3 separate regions of the Homo sapiens genome follow, and regions 2 and 3 are each linked to region 1. The links are chromatin contacts, found by Hi-C or POLR2A ChIA-PET in ENCODE. All regions are on one chromosome and are shown on one strand. Each heading gives the region's core, a stretch centred on a gene start or an enhancer-like site at or near the end of the contact. The rest is flanking DNA. Distances are from core to core; before and after follow the strand shown. Region 1 holds the start of MIB2 (MIB E3 ubiquitin protein ligase 2). Region 2 holds the start of NOC2L (NOC2 like nucleolar associated transcriptional repressor). Region 3 overlaps LOC100288175 (a long non-coding RNA gene).

Region 1 (5,019 bases), core at 1,467-3,966:
TGGCCACAGGTGATCCTCCCACCTTGGCCTCACAAAGTGTTGGGATTACAGGCGTGAGCCACTGTGCCTGGCTGGTTTTTTTTCTTTTTTTTTTTTTTTGAGACAGAGTCTTCCTCTGTCACCAGGCTGGCGTACGGTGGCATGATCTTGGCTCACTGTAACCTCCGATTCCTGGGTTCAAGCCATTCTCCTGGCTCAGCCTCCCAAGTAGCTGGGATTACAGGTGCCCACCACCACACCCAGCTAATTTTTGTATTTTTAGTAGAGACGGGGTTTCACCATGTTGGCCAGGCTGGTCTCGATCTTATGACCTCATGATCTGCCTGCCTTGGCCTCCCAAAGTGCTGGGATTGCAGGCATGAGCCACCGCGTCTGGCTTTTTTTTTTTTTTTTTTTGAGACGGATTCTTGCTCTGTTCCCCAGGCTGGAGTGCAGTGTCACGATCTCAGCTCACTGCAACCTCCACCTCCTGGGCTCAAGCAATTCTCCTGCCTCAGCCTCCCAAGTAGCTGGGACTACAGGCGTGCACCACCATGCCTGGCTAATATTTTTTTTTTTTGTATTTTTGTATTTTTAGTAGAGACAGGGCTTCACCATGTTGGTCAGGTTGGTCATGAACTCCTGACCTCAAGTGATCTGCCCTCCTCAGCCTCCCAAACTGCTGGGATTACAGGCGTGAAGCCATCGCACCCAGCCAATCCCAGCACTTCAGAAGGCAGAGGTGAGCAAACAGCATAGCCCAGGAGTTTGAGACCAGCCTGGGCAACATGGTGACACCCTGTCTCTACTAAAAATTTAAAAATAACCGGCATGGTGGTGCATGTCTGTGGTCCTAGCTACTCAGGAGGCTGAGGTGGGAGGATCACTTGAATCCAGGAAGCAGAGGCTGCAGTCAACCAAGATAGTGCCACTGCACTCCAGCCTGGGCAACAGAGCAAGACCCTGTCTCAAATACAAAACAAAACAAAAAACAGTTGGTAGAGAGCTTAGGATTTTATTTTTCGTTTACACAGGGAATCCAAGAAAGGAGACAGACAAAGTGAGTCTCAAGGATGAGAGCAGAGAAAAGCTCGAGATAAGAGCTGTGCAGCCGGGTCAGGAAGTGATCGGTCTAGGTCGGAACAGGAGAATCAGTTAGACACAACGGATGTGTTTGAGCCTTTGGAAAACGGTATCGTTAGGCATGTGGCGAAAACGTTGGGGTACTTGAAAAAAAGGCTGGCCATGGGTTAGTAAAAAGCTAGATATGTGAAAATATTAGGTAATTATTAACTCAAAAGAAAAAAAAAGATTGTACAGGAATTGTGGCATGGTTTTATACTGTAGCAGTGAACAGCAGGTACTCAATCATGAAGAGCTAAGCCTGATTTCATCACGACAGCTGTGAAAGTTGCAGGTACCAAAATGGAACTACTTCCACCAATCCCTAAACAAATGGAGTCGGGAGGCCACGAAGGGGGAGCTCTCATGCAGGAATACCTGCAGCAGGCCTCCTCACAAGACGCTCCTGCACGTCCTGCACGTTTGCCTGTAACCGGACTTACTGCAGGGAAATTCCTCAGGACTGCAGTATTCTAGATAAGCAGCTTGCACAAGGACGTCGGCCTGGTAAGGCTCTCTCCAACAACAAGCTAACGCCCACTCCTGCAGCAAGCGCCCACAGCCAGTGGTTTTTGTTACAAAACAACTTTTGTGAGCTCATCTGTATTTTCCCCTTCGCCCGGCCCTCTCAGATAGGCCTATGATCTGTCATGGCACGAACAGCCTAGGCTGCAACCCCCTGCGATTCCCAGATTAACTCACTTGTCCTGGAGAGCCTGCCTCTGGGTTTCCTTTCAGGTTGACAGTTTGGGAGCTAACAGGACCACGTGAGGGGTGCAGCGGGGAAGATCAGCCAGGTTCTCAGGGACCTTCTCCGGAAGTACGCAATGTCTACAATTAAGAAATGAGAGGCCGGGCGCGGTGGCTCACGCCTATAATCCCAGCACGTTGGGAGCCCTAGGAGGGCAGATCACGAGGTCAGGAGTTCGAAATCAGCCTGGCCAAAATGGTGAAACCCCGTCTTGACTAAAAATGCAAAAATTAGCTGTGCGTGGTAGCGCATGCCTGTAGTCCCAGCTGCTCGGGAGGCTGAAGCAAGAGAATAGTTTAAGCCCTGGAGGCGGAGGTTGCAATGAGCCGAGATCGCGCCATTGCACTCCAGCCTGGGCGACAGGGCGAGGCTCCGTCTCCAAAAAAAAAAAAAGAAAGAAAGAAAGAAATGAGAAACTAGCAGTGCATTGTTCAGAAACGCGGAGACTTCTCTCAGGAGAAAGCGAGAAGCAAGCGTCCAACTCTGGGGTGCAGAACCCGGGGCGGGAGGACGGGCCCGGACTGCCGTTTCTCGCTGTGTCCAGGTCTGCGTGACTCAAAACCCCGGATAGGGCCCGCACTGGTGGAGTCGGAAAGAGGTGGCTGCGGCGCGGCAAGTGCCGCCAGTGCCAGCGAGCGCGACGTCGCTCCCAAGCCCCCGTCTCTATGGCAACCGAGTGCGTCTCTAGGACCGCCACTGCGCAGGCGCCCGGAGGCTAAGCCGCTCGGAACCTAGCTGCGCCACGCAGGGTAGGCGACGCAGACGCTCCCGCGTGACGCACTTCCGGTGCTTGCCCTGCCCATCCCCGTGGCGGGGGCGTGGCCATGGCGGGGGCGCTCCGGCGGGGGCGGGCCCTGGGCTCCCGCCCTTCGGGTCCCACAGTTTCCAGCCGCCGCTCTCCTCAGTGCCCGGTGGCCCAGGAGGGCCTGGGAGCCCGAAGCCGTCCCCGAGTCGCTCCTAGGTCACTGGCGCGATGCGGGCCGTCCTCTCGGCTGATGGTGCGTGCGGGCGCGGATCTCCTCCCCTGGTCCTCCGCACCGTCCCCGAGTCGTTCTCCGCTCTGGCAGAACGCGAGCGCCGTCCGGTTCCCGCTCCCGCTGGCCCAGCAGCCCCGGGCTGGACTCGGCGTAGGGTCCGCACGGGATGGGCTGGGGCTGCGCGCGCAGCGCCGCCGCGGGGCCTCCTGGGAGTTGTGGTCCGGCCACCCGCGCGGGACTCCAGCTCCCGGCAGGCCTCGCGCGGCCCGGGGCCAGCGGCGCTGGGGTCGGCGCTGGGGTCGTCGTCCGGGCCGGGTGGGCTGCGGCGCGCGGCAGGCGCTCTGGCCTGGCCTGGCCGCCGCTGAGCAGTCGGGGCCGGTGGGTGGCCTCGAACGCCGGGACAGACCGACAGACGGACTGGCCGGCGGTCCCGCGCCCCCGAGCGGAGCGGGCGGGACGGAAACGTCCGGGCAAGTTGGGGTCGGCAGGTACTGCGCGGCCCTGGCAAGGTCTGGCAGCGGACAGGGCCGGGCGGCCTCCGCGAGCCACGGGCACGAATGACAGGGGGCGGGGCGCGCTCCGGGTGGGGGTGCCCGCCGTGCCCGCCCCTGGCCCGCCCGTTCCCCTGCGCCGGCGCCCGTGCGCGTCCCGGAGCCTCCTGACGTCTGCGAGCCGCGGCCGCCAGACCCCGGGCGCACGCAATTACGGGCCCGGCGCTGGCGGCTCCTGCGCGCTCAGACCCCAGGGAGCCCATCCGGGCAGGCGGCGGCCCTGAGTGTCGCGGCCGTGGGCCCGAGTGGACCTGGAGCCGGCGGGCAGCCCCGGGGGCAGACAGGCGACCGAGCCGCGGGTCGAGGTGCTAACTGTGCATCTTGGCATCTCCCCTCGGCCACAGGGTTGGAAGCCCAGCGAGGCTAGAGGCCAGTCCCAAAGTTTCCAGGCATCAGGGCTGCAGCCCAGGAGCCTCAAGGCGGCCCGGCGGGCGACTGGACGGCCGGACAGGTGAGCTCTTGATCGTCCGCGGCCTGATAGTTTGCACTTGGCTCTCCCACTTTGGGGCTCCGTGGAAGCCACGTCAGAGAGGCTGTGTTTGTGTCTGAGCATGCATGCGAGTGGAGGGGAGTGGTGAGTAATCCCGCGTCTCCTCTCTGAGTTCGGAACCCATGGAGGAAGAAAGCAGAGGTGCCAGACAGGCCTCTGATAGGCACCTGCAGGATTGGGGCAGAGCGGCCGCAGCGCAGGAGCGCCGGCAAGCCTGGCCCTTCCCGGGAGGCCCCCTTTGTCCGGTTCCACCCTGGCCTGTTGCCTCACATGCAACAAGTGTCTGAATGTGGCGCTCTCCTGGCCGAGGGCAGCCCTGGGCGGTGAGTGGGATGACACCCCAGCCTGCAGGGTGCCTGTAGGTCTCCACCCAGATGGGCAGGATTGGAGGTGGCCGCAGCGCTCGTGGGCTTTCCCTCAGCAGGTGTCTCCATGCTGGCCTCCCCGCCTCAGGGCTTCATCCCACTCCGTGGGCCTGATCTCCCTGGGGCACCTGGGATGTCCATCTGCGTTAGCTGGAGCTACTCCATGGCCTGTGGCGTGCCACACACAGCGGCATTTCGGTGTCATTAGGCACAGCTGGAGGTGCAAGGAGGAGGGCAGCCTCATGTCCAGTTCCATGTAACTTGCTTCTTCTGAATAAAGGCAATTTGCTAACTTTCTCGCTAAATAGGATTTGGTTTCTATGGCTTTTAAAGCTTCTCCGATAAAATACTTGCAATAAGGGAACTCTCTCCTCCTACACTCTCCTGACTGATGGTTCGGAAGTCCTCCTGCCCTCTGAGAGCTTGCAGTTTCTTGTGAAAAAGAGAAACTAAGCAGCAATAGAACAGACCCGGTGTCTGCTTGCGTGGTTAAGACGGTAAATGCTAAATGTGTGACACTGCCTTTAGAAACCATTTTCTCCAGCCTGGCTTGCTGGCTGCCCGTCTGGTTTGCTGTGTTGTGTCTCCAGTGGCTTTAGCTTCCAACAGGAAAGCCTGGTAGCCGAGCGAATCTGTGACCCAGGAAGTAGCAATTAAATGCCTGGGACGCTGCCTCGAGGCTGGTGTGTGCTCTGAGGTAAGTTCCGATTTGCCAAAGCACATCTGTCGATCTGTCGCCCGAGTCTTCACACCCTGACTGCCTCCATCATTTTAAACATCGGGA
Region 2 (5,019 bases), core at 1,658-4,157, 660 kb before region 1:
GCCCCATACTGATAACAAAAATGGAAACAAAGTCTAGAATTCTCTGGGAAGAGGAGGGAGTCTGGCTCAGGAGCCCCAGGAAAAGGACTGGGAGTTCCAGATCCTGGACTATGGCCACCTCCAGGTGGTATCTGGAGCTCTCCGTATCCTTGTCCCTGGAAAAAAACACTGTGAGAGGCTCAGAAGGACCCCAGCTCCACCAACCAACAAAGGCACAGTCCGTCCCACCCACAGCGGGACTGACTTTGGGGAGTGGGGCGCCAACAGAGCCCCTGGAATCTACCCAAAAGTGAACACACAGTCCTGGGGCAACCAAGCAAGCAGGAGGAGCAACGTGTTGTCACTTGCGCTGAAGAAGGCTCCAAGCGTCCCCTGCGTGGAGAACAGCCCCTCCCACCAGCACAGCCTCAGGCGCCTCAGGTGAGGCAAGGCCAGATCTCTGCCTGGGCACCCAGCTGCCCGCCCCTCGCTGCTGCTCACCTCAGGTGAGGCAAGGCCAGATTTCTGCCTGGGCACCCAGCTGCCCGCCCCTGGCTGCTGCTCACCTTTGCTGCCTGCTTCCATCTCTCAACCATGGCGACGGTCACAGGAACAGAATTCTTCTTCCCCTTCAGCCCTCTGGGGACTCTGTCCCCATCTTCTCCTTCCTCCGCTCCATCCTCCTCCTCACTGGCTTCCTGCACAGAAAGGCTGAGCTGAAGGAGAGTGTAGAGACAAGTGCCCCCCTTCTGGTTTGGCCCACGCCCTCACCTCCAGCACATCTGGCAGGGAGTGGAACGGCCCCTCTTCCTCCTCAGAGCTGTCCGAGTCGCTGAAGTTTAGCAGGCTCTGGTCATTCTCCTGCAGGAACTTGTAGAACTCGGGGTCTCTGTCCTTCAGCCGAGAGAGCTGGTCTTTGTGCTCAGAGGCACGGCCTTTACGCCGGCTGAGGAGGCAGAAGTCAGCGACCCCAGTGGGAAGTGGAAGTAGAGGGGGCGGGGAGTGGCCTACAGGGTCAGTCTACTCCCTTCACAAGGGTTACCAACTAGCAAGACAGGATTGCCAGGAGGTACGTTTTTGGCAGACTCACGTCTCCTACCCAACAACCTCTACAACATACCCTCAAACACACTACACAGGCCCCCCAGCCGCGGTCTTCCCTGGACTTGCTGTGCCTGCGCCCTGCGCTACACAGGCCCCCAGCCGCGGTCTTCCCTGGACTTGCTGTGCCTGTGCCCTGCGCTACTTTTGCCTGATGGTGGCTTCACCCTTCCAGAGGCTCAGACTAAAGGCAAATCTCTGTCTCTAATACCCAGCACGCAACTTGTCATCAGATCTCATCAGCAACACCTTCAAAACCGTTCGTGCCTCCTCTCAAACCACCACATAGTTCAATTCTCAGTTAACCTAAAGGTCTCTCTGTTTCCACCCTTGTCACCTACAAGGCACTCCACCGCTCAAACCCAGAAGTAACTCCCTGTTTTACGAGGCAATCTTATGACGGTCTACGGCACCTGGCTCTTCATCACCCTTCTGGGCTCATCTACCCCTATTCACCCCCTCACTCCTGCCGTAGCCACGTTTACCTCTGTACTCTCCCCAAATGCTCCCACTGCAAGGCTTTTGCTGTTTTCTGCTGCCTGAAATCCTAAGACACGTTTCCCCTACTGTCTGTGTGGCCTCCTTGTTCGAGGTCTTTATTCAGACGTCATCTTCTCAAACAACCACCTCCGCTTTTTTTTTTTTTTTTTTTTCTCCTGAGGCGGAATCTCACTCTGTCGCCCAGGCTGGAGTGCAGTGGCGCAATCTCCACTCACCGCAACCTCCGCCTCCCGGGTTCAAGCGATTCTCCTGCCTCAGCCTCCCGAGTAGCTGGGACGACAGGTGTGTGTCACCACGCCAGGCTAATTTTTGTATCTTTTGATTTCTTTCTTTTTCTTTTTGAGATGGAGTCTCACTCTCTCACCCAGGCTGGAATGCAATGGTGCCATCTCGGCTCACTGCAACCTCCGCCTCCCAAGTTCAAGCGATTCTCCTGCCTCAGCCTCCCGAGTAGTTGGGATTACAGGTGCCCACCACGCCCGGCTAATTTTTATATTTTTAGTAGAGACATGATTTTTCCGTGTTGGTCAGGCTGGTCTCGAATTCCTGACCTCAGGTAATCTGCCCGCCTCGGCCTCCCAAAGTGCTGGCATTACAGGCGTGAGCCACCGAGCACAGCCTCCGCTCCTTCTAACAGAGCAACTCGGCTCCCCTGCAACTCTCTCTTCAGCCCCTCTGTCCTTCCTTTCCCTCCCCAGCACTTATCTCTCTTCTACCGAACTGCAGGCGGTGATTTCACCCAAGAACGTGAGAGTTCTCCTAGATCGGGAAGAGATTTTTGCACAACTCACCAACATACGCTCCCTGCCTAGGACAGAGTTTGGCACGGAACAGGAGCTCAGTAAACATCGGATGAAAGAGTAAGTTAAGCTGAAAGGACTGGGGGGCAGAGGTCGGCGATCCTTAGGCCTTGGCCCTGAGACCCCAGGCGAGGTCAGCAACCCAACCGGGGTGGGACAGGACGAGCAAGAGGTTCTGCTCACGCATGTCCCCACTAACCTGGCCGAGGGGCTCCCGCCCGGCTTATCCGGACTCCGGGCAGCCTCGCGTGCTTCCCGTGTCTCCGCTTGTGGAGAATTTTCGGACTCGGATTCGGACTCGGAGTCAAAGCCCGAAGCTAGGAACTCGTCCACCGTCAGCTCCGCCAGGCGCCTGCGGGTCACGCAGGAGTCACAGCTGCCCGCACGCCCAGCTCGCCCCAGCCCCGCTGAGAGGAGCAAGAAAAGCCCCCTTGGATACAGACACCCACCGGGAGGCCAAATCGGCCCTCGGACCCGCGGCTTACCTCTTGCGGCTCCCCGCAGCTGCCATGACACCAACCCGAAGCGTGCACCCCACTTCCGGCCCCAGAATGCCGCGCGGCTGCGCACTTCCGCCGCCCAGGCCCCGCCCCTTTCCCCGCCCCGCCGCGCCACGCCCAGCCGAGTGGCTCTATGGTTCTCCGACCGCAACGCCGGCGGCCTCAGGGCGGGAGGGCGCGTTCGCGTGCTCGGTGCGGGCAGCCCCGGTGGGGCCCAGATGCGCCTCCCGCTCGGCGCCCGGCTCCGTAGGACGCGGTGACGCCGGTGTCCGCCCCGGGGAAGACCGGGAGTCCCGCCGCGCCCGCAGCCCACCCGGCGCTCCGAAGGCACGCGCCTGCGAGGACGCCAGACTGCAACGGCGGGGCTCCTATGCAAAGAGCTCCCACAAATCAACAATAAAAAGCAGGGAGTCCAGTGGAAAACGCGAGGGGCAGTGGGAACCGCACTGATGTCGCCAGCTCGACAAAAGACGGGCGACCCGAGGGCCAGGCTGGCTTCGCCTCCGATCCGCGGAGACCGGGCCAGCGCCACGAACACCACGCAGGGCGCTCCCCGTCCATGGCCCTCTGGGTGCCGACCGCGGCTCTTCCCGGGGACGCCGCACGGGACGAAGACGGTGGGGAGGCCGGCGCCTTCCTTCCCGCTACCAGCCTGACACCCGGGCCCCCGGGCCTGGACAGCCAGACCCCGCGACAAGGGCGCCGCGGGGCGCAGGCACGGCTCCCCCAGCCCTGGCGCTGAGGGGGCGCGTGAGGCGAACACGGGCGGATTGGCCTCGGGGTCCCATTCGACTTCTTGGTGCCGCGGGGCCCCGGGGCTCCCCGGAGGAGAGCAAGTTAGGGGGTCGGGGGAGCGGGGATGGCTTCCGGGGGAGGAGGAGGGCGAGGCCTGGGGGGCTCCTCGGAGGAGGAAGAGGGCGAGGCTTAGGGGGGCTCCTTGGAGGAGGAGGAGGGCGAGGCTTAGGAGGGCTCTTCGGAGAAACAGGAGGGCGAGGCCTGTGGGGGGCTTCCCGGGGAAGAAGGAAGGCGAGACCTAGGGGGGCTTCCCGGAGGAGGAGGAGGAGGAGGGCTAGGCCGGGGGCTTCCCAGAGGAGGAGGATGGCGGGGCCTGGGGGGCTTCTCGGAGAAGGAAGATGGCGAGGCCTAGGGGGGCTTCTCGGAGGAGGAGGAGGGCGAGGCCTGGTGGGGGGCTTCCCGGAGGAGGAGGATGGCGGGGTCTGGGGGTGCTTCTCGGAGGAGGAGGCGGACCCGGGGCGCAGCGCTGGAAGAATCCGCGTCCAACGTCTAGTCCCCGAAGCCTCTCGGGAGGCGGGGCGGGCGGCGCCGAGAAACAGCGGCTGCGGGCGGGAGCGGCGGGAGTGAGCGACACAGAGCGGGCCGCCACCGCCGAGCAGCCCTCCGGCAGTCTCCGCGTCCGTTAAGCCCGCGGGTCCTCCGCGAATCGGCGGTGGGTCCGGCAGCCGAATGCAGCCCCGCAGCGAGCGCCCGGCCGGCAGGACGCAGAGCCCGGAGCACGGCAGCCCGGGGCCCGGGCCCGAGGCGCCGCCGCCTCCACCGCCGCAGCCGCCGGCGTGAGTGGGCGGGGGTCGGGGCGCGGGGGGCGGCCTCGGGACCTGCGCGGCCCCCGCCCTCGCGTCCGCTCGCAGAAGGGGCGGGGGCCGCTTCCGAGGGCCGGGGGAGGTCGGGACTCAGGTGCGGAGCGGGGTCGGCCCGGAGTAGGTTCCCCACCCGCGCCCCGCGCGCCCAGGACGCGACTCCCGCTGCGGTCCCGAGAGGGCGGCTAGGGACGCGGAGGAGCTGAGCTCGTGGGGGCGCCGGGAAGCGGGGCCGGACGCGGGGCTCTGTTCGCGGCTCTGACTACGCCCCAGGGGAGCAGGGGCGCAGCGGAGGCCTGGACACGGCGCGCTCCGGGGCGGGGGTCCTTGGCGGAGGTCAGGCGAGGGCTGCCGGCGCCCCCGTCGCACCAGGGGCTGGGTCCCCGCGGGCTGCCCGGGCCCCCCAGCGGCTCCAGGGCGGGCGGGCGGCTCCAGCGGGGCGAAGCCTGACCCGCCCGCCTCCTGCAGCCCCGAGGCAGAGCGCACGCGGCCCCGGCAGGCTCGGCCCGCAGCCCCCATGGAGGGAGCCGTGCAGCTGCTGAG
Region 3 (5,019 bases), core at 1-2,500, 550 kb before region 1:
CTCAGCTCTGGAGGCTGGAAGTCCGAGATCCTGGCCGTGGAGGCTGGGAGGGGTGGAGTGGACGGGGCTGCTGACAGCCTCGGGGGCGTGTGGAGAAGGAGGGAGCCCCAGTGGCCCCAGGCCCTGCCACTTGGGGGAGAATTCCAGCCCCTCTGTGTCCCTGGGACCCCACAGCCCCTGGCCAGTGGCCATTCCCGGCTTCGAGCACAGTGGCCTCAAGCCACCATCGTGGGTGTTACCGTGGAAACAATGAGGGAGGTTTGTGTGGGGCCAGATTCCTCCTCTGGGCACTGACCTGCTCTCCCCACTCCAGGTGGTTTCACCCCAACATCAGCAGGGTGGAGGCGGAGAAGCTGTTCCTATCCAGAGGTCAGCGTGGGGACTTCCTTGCCAGGCCCAGTGAGAGCAGCCCGGGGGGCTTCACGCTGTCCGTCAGGTGGGTGGGCCCTGGCTGGGCATGGACAGGGTCTGGTTGAAGGCCTCCTGGAGGACCGGTGGGCAGCTTCCTGGACACGAGGACTTGGTGCGGGGGGCCGATGCCCTGGGAAGGTGGTGAGAGTTGGACGTGGTGCTGGGCGGTCTCTGGGCAGGAAGGAACTATTTAGAGAGGCCCTTGGGGAGGGCTCATTGAGTCAGGGGCTCAGCAGGACCCTTTCCTCCCCTGTGAGGGCCCTGGGGACAGGCAGGGCCTCCGTGGCTGCGACCGTGTTGCCAGAGCCTGGGGGTGCAGCTGGGGAGTGCAGCGGGGTTCCCATTGAGCTCTGGTACCCGCTGGGCTGCCAGGACCCCGCGTTGGAGTGGTGAGCCCTGGCCCAGCATCCGCGTGTCAGCACACGTGTGTACGTGTGCATGTGTGTGTTCGCGTGTCCATGTGTGTTCATGTGTGTGCGTGTGCATGTGTGTGTGTGTGTGTGTGCGTGTGCCTGCATCCTGAGGGACGGCGTCTGCTAAGCACTGGTTCAGGGCACAGGGTCCTGCACCTGCCTCCCTCAGGCCTCCTTCCTTCAGGTCTCAGGCACTGGAGTCCAGGGTGACTCAGGGAAGCCGGTGCCTCCCCTGGCCCCATCCCTGCCCTCCTGGCTGGTACCCTGGGCTGAGCTGGTTCCTCCAGCCTCAGTTTCCCCACTGCAGCGGGCTGCATCTGCAGAGAAGGAGACCTGGTCTGGGGAGGCCCCTGGCCCCTCCTTGCTGAGGACCAGGCCGCCACCTGGTGGCCGCCCGCCCCTGCAGCGCCCGCCTGCCTCCTGCCGGCTCCTGGGTGGGGCGAGGGCCAGAAAGGCGAGCAGAGCAGCTCTGGGGCCCGGGTGGTGGTGCTGCCTGGACCCCCAAGGTCTGCGTATGTCTCGCTAAGCCTTCTGCCCTATCCGTGTGGGTCTCTCCCCCTCACCTGGCCAGGCCGTGGCCTCCAGCCTCACCTGTGCTCGCCTGTGCCTGGCCCAGGTGGTACCACGGGCGCCTGTCTGGCAAGGAGGCTGAGAAGCTGCTGCTGCAGAAGGGGCATCCGGGCAGCTTCCTGGTGCACATGAGTCAGAGCGATCCTGGGGGCTTCCCGCTGTCAGCGCTGACGCAAGGGTGGGACGAGGCGCAGGGCTCAGGCCGCCAGCCACAGGTCACGCACATCATGACTCACTCCCAGGTGGGAGGGGGCGGCGAGCTGGGGCGGCCTCTGGGAAGGGCGGGCGGCCTTGGCCAGGCCCCTCACCGCCACCCCCACGGCCGGATGAGAAGTGGGAGACGGGGAGCGTTTTGACACCCTCGGAGACCCGGTGTAGCAGGAAGAGCCCATTGATGGGGAAGGTGGGGGCGGTTGTGCACCTCAAGCAGGTAAAAGCCCCTCCACAGGCACCAGGGCCGTGGGCACAGCCTCACCCAGGAAAGCAGCTGGGGGTCCACTGGGCTCAGGGAAGACCCCCTGCCAGGGAGACCCCAGGCGCCTGAATGGCCACGGGAAGGAAAACCTACCAGCCCCTCCGTGTGTCCTCCTGGCACATGGCGACCTCCATGACCCGACGAGGGTGCGGGGCCCGGGGCAGGGTGGCCAGGTGCGGGGGTGCGGGGCCCGGGGCAGCTGCCCTCGGTGGGAGGGGTGTGGTGTGGTCTGCGGGGCCCTGGGGGGGTGTGGTGGGGTCTGCGGGGCCCTGGGGGGGTGTGGTGTGGTCTGCGGGGCCCTGGGGGGGTGTGGTGGGGTCTGCGGGGCCCTGGGGGGGTGTGGTGGGGTCTGCGGGGCCCTGGGGGGGTGTGGTGGGGTCTGCGGGGCCCTGGGGGGGTGTGGTGTGGTCTGCGGGGCCCTGGGGGGGTGTGGTGGGGTCTGCGGGGCCCTGGGGGGGTGTGGTGTGGTCTGCGGGGCCCTGGGGGGGTGTGGTGGGGTCTGCGGGGCCCTGGGGGGGTGTGGTGGGGTCTGCGGGGCCCTGGGGGGGGTGGGGTCTGCGGGGCCCTGGGGGTGTTGTGGTGGGGTCTGCGGGGCCCTGGGGGGGTGTGGTGGGGTCTGCGGTGCCCTCGGGGGGTGTGGTGGGGTCTGCGGGGCCCTGGGGGGGTGTGGTGGGGTCTGGGGGGCCCTAAGCTTAGATGCAGGTCTCTCCCTGGCAGCCCCTCAAGGCCACGAGGATCAGTGCTCGGAGCCTGGAGGGCTGTGTGCAGGAGTAGCAGGGCCACTGATGCCAGCGGGAAGGCCAGGCAGGGCTTCTGGGTGGAGTTCAAGGTGCATCCTGACCGCTGTCACCTTCAGACTCTGTCCCCTGGGGCTGGGGCAAGTGCCCGATGGGAGCGCAGGGTCTGGGACTGTAGGGTCCAGCCCTACGGAGCTTAGCAGGTGTTCTCCCCGTGTGTGGAGATGAGAGATTGTAATAAATAAAGACACAAGACAAAGAGATAAAGAGAAAACAGCTGGGCCCCGGGGACCACTACCACAAAGACACGGAGACCGGTAGTGGCCCTGAACGGCTGGGCTCGCTGATATTTATTGCATACAAGACAAGGGGGCAGGATAAGGAGGGTCAGTCTTCTAAGTGATTGACAAGGTGAAGCAAGTCACGTGATCACAGGACAGCGGGCCCTTCCCTCTTAGGTAGCTGAAGCAGAGAGAGAAGGCGGCAGGCATCAGCGTTTTCTTCTATGAACTTATAAGATCAAAGACTTTAAGACTTTCACTATTTCTTCTACCGCTATCTACTACGAACTTCAAAGAGGAACCAGGAGTACGGAAGGAGCATGAAAGTGGACAAGGAACGTGACCATTGAAGCACCACAGGGAGGGGTTCAGGCCTCCGGATGACTGCAGGCAGGCCTGGGTAACATCCAGCCTCCCACAAGAAGCTGGTGGAGCAGAGCGTTCCCTGACTCCTCCAAGGAAAGGAGACTCCCTTTCCCGGTCTGCTCAGTAACGGGTGCCTTCCCAGACACTGGCGTTACCGCTTGACCAAGGGGCCCTCAAGCGGCCCTTATGCGGGCATGACAGAAGGCTCCCCTCTTGCCTTCTATTCACTTCTCACAATGTCCCTTCAGCACCTGACCCTATACCTGCCGGTTATTCCTAGGTTATATTATTAATGCAACAGAGTAATATTAAAAGCTAATGATTAATAATGTTTATAATAATGATGGATAATTGTTCATGATCATCGCTGTATCTAATTTGTATTATGACTATTCTTATTCTATTTTCTTTATTATACTGAAACAGTTTGTGCCTTCAGTCTCTTGCCTCGGCACCTAGGTACTCTTCCGCCCACACGGGACGGGCTGGGGGTGGCCATCTCGGGCTCTGGGAAGGGGCCGGGGCTGTGAGCTGAAGGCTCCATCACCTCCAGATGCTGCAGCAGCAGGAATGCCGGTTCCTGTACCCTCGGAAGGAGGGGCAGAGTGTGGAGAACAAGCCCAAGAATCACTACAAGAACATCCTTCCCTGTGAGGGCGGAGGCCAGGGCGTCACCCGTCGGGCCTGGGGGAGGTGGGGGGCAGGCCGAGCATCTGCCACCGCTGACCTGAGGCTCCCCCTTGCATACCCTGGACCCTCCATCTCTGCTCACCACAGGGTCTGCGGGCAAAGAGGCAGGGTGAGGCCCACGAGCTGTGCCCTGGAGAACTGAGCGGCACCTCCCTTCCCAGTTGATGCTACCCTTGAGTCATCCTGCTCAACGAGGATGACAGCGGGCCCGGAGCCGACTACATCAGGGTGGGTGTGTGCGGGAGGCGGGGCCTGGGCCCATTGCTCCTGGGGGGCTCAGGAAGAACCAGGGTCCCCAAGGGAGGGGTGGGCGGCAGTCTCCAAGGGGTCCTCAGAGAGGCTGGACGGGCATTGGTCCTCAGCCCCTTGCTGGCCTGGAGTGAGGAGTGTGTTTAAGCCACCAGGGCTCTTTGCATAATATTTGTGTGTCGTTTGCATATCATTTGCATAGCATTTGCATGGACTTGTTTGTCCTCTGTTAACAGCAGCAGTTGGCCTCATTCCCTTTCAGACTGACCCTGAGGAGGAGCCGGGCCATGGCAGGGGCAGGGTGGACATCCCTTGTGGCCCTGCCCCGCCGCACCTGCACCTGCACAGCCCGCGTGGGCCCGCCCCGCCGCAGCTGAAGTGCACCACCATGGGCCCGGCCCGCGGCTCGCGGCTCGCGGCTCTGGGCCCGGTTCACCTCGTCCCGGAAGCCGAGGACGCCGGCGGGATCGGTCCGGACGCCGTAGTCCGGCCAGCCGAAGTACTGGAAGTGCTGCACCGTACGCTGTGGCTCCTCCCCGCGGGGCAGGGCCTCGCGGGCGCAGGGTGTACATCGCCTGCAGGGCTGTCTGCAGGCCTGTCTGCAGGCCACGGTGGCTGCTTTCTGGGCCACGGTGCACCAGGAGAACACGCGTGTCATCGTCATGACCACCAGGGAGATGGAGCGGGGCCGGGTAGGGGTGCGGTGCCAGTGCTCCCAGTGCCCATCCCACCCCGTGCATCTTCGGCTGCCCAAGGCCCTTCCCGACCAGGCCAAGGAGGCTGTGGGACGCCGTGGGAGTGGGGAGGCTCCCACAGAGCCCCGTGGC

Evidence for each region. Hi-C counts contacts between places; a loop is a spot of excess contacts on that map. ChIA-PET counts read pairs that join two places held with the same protein, here RNA polymerase II (POLR2A). Pooled maps may share reads with other maps.
Region 2: a loop to region 1 is called in a pooled map, with 6 times the contacts of the local background. The contact joins the promoter of NOC2L here to the promoter of MIB2 in region 1. A Hi-C loop is called at or near these places in 4 of 50 pooled maps. POLR2A ChIA-PET finds 5 or more read pairs at or near these places in 2 of 52 experiments (GM12878 and naive thymus-derived CD4-positive, alpha-beta T cell).
Region 3: a loop to region 1 is called in a map of PC-3, with 6 times the contacts of the local background. The contact joins the enhancer-like site here to the promoter of MIB2 in region 1. A Hi-C loop is called at or near these places in 1 of 168 maps with a recorded cell type or tissue (PC-3) and 5 of 50 pooled maps. POLR2A ChIA-PET finds 5 or more read pairs at or near these places in 2 of 52 experiments (K562 and activated naive CD8-positive, alpha-beta T cell).

What each region holds. Positions count from the first base shown.
Region 1 is chr1:1,612,784-1,617,802 of GRCh38, forward strand. MIB2 (MIB E3 ubiquitin protein ligase 2) reads left to right here and starts at 2,717. Exons shown (of 20, transcript NM_001170687.4): 1 at 2,717-2,850; 2 at 3,725-3,831. RefSeq lists an enhancer at 2,212-2,381 and silencers at 2,482-3,531, 3,562-3,651.
Region 2 is chr1:956,349-961,367 of GRCh38, forward strand. NOC2L (NOC2 like nucleolar associated transcriptional repressor) reads right to left here and starts at 2,908. Exons shown (of 19, transcript NM_015658.4): 1 at 2,867-2,908; 2 at 2,581-2,733; 3 at 751-925; 4 at 546-677. The coding sequence starts at 2,892. It overlaps KLHL17 (kelch like family member 17), which reads left to right and starts at 4,236. Exons shown (of 12, transcript NM_198317.3): 1 at 4,236-4,452; 2 at 4,945-5,019. The coding sequence starts at 4,346. RefSeq lists enhancers at 2,176-3,033, 2,692-2,801 and silencers at 2,912-3,171, 4,130-4,439, 4,460-4,789.
Region 3 is chr1:1,062,766-1,067,784 of GRCh38, forward strand. LOC100288175 (a long non-coding RNA gene) reads left to right here. Exons shown (of 4, transcript NR_148960.1): 3 at 314-436; 4 at 3,065-3,688. It overlaps LOC105378948 (a long non-coding RNA gene), which reads right to left. Exons shown (of 5, transcript NR_168433.1): 3 at 3,981-4,033; 4 at 3,701-3,833; 5 at 2,870-3,068. Among named protein-coding and RNA genes, the nearest start is that of RNF223, 9.0 kb to the right of the region's middle. RefSeq lists a silencer at 1,115-1,284 and enhancers at 1,375-1,734, 2,211-2,711, 2,712-3,212. Within about 2 kb of position 1,251, at least 5 of the 41 ENCODE cell types and tissues checked have a DNase peak (open chromatin) inside an H3K27ac peak, as active enhancers do; they include PC-3, where a contact is called at or near this core.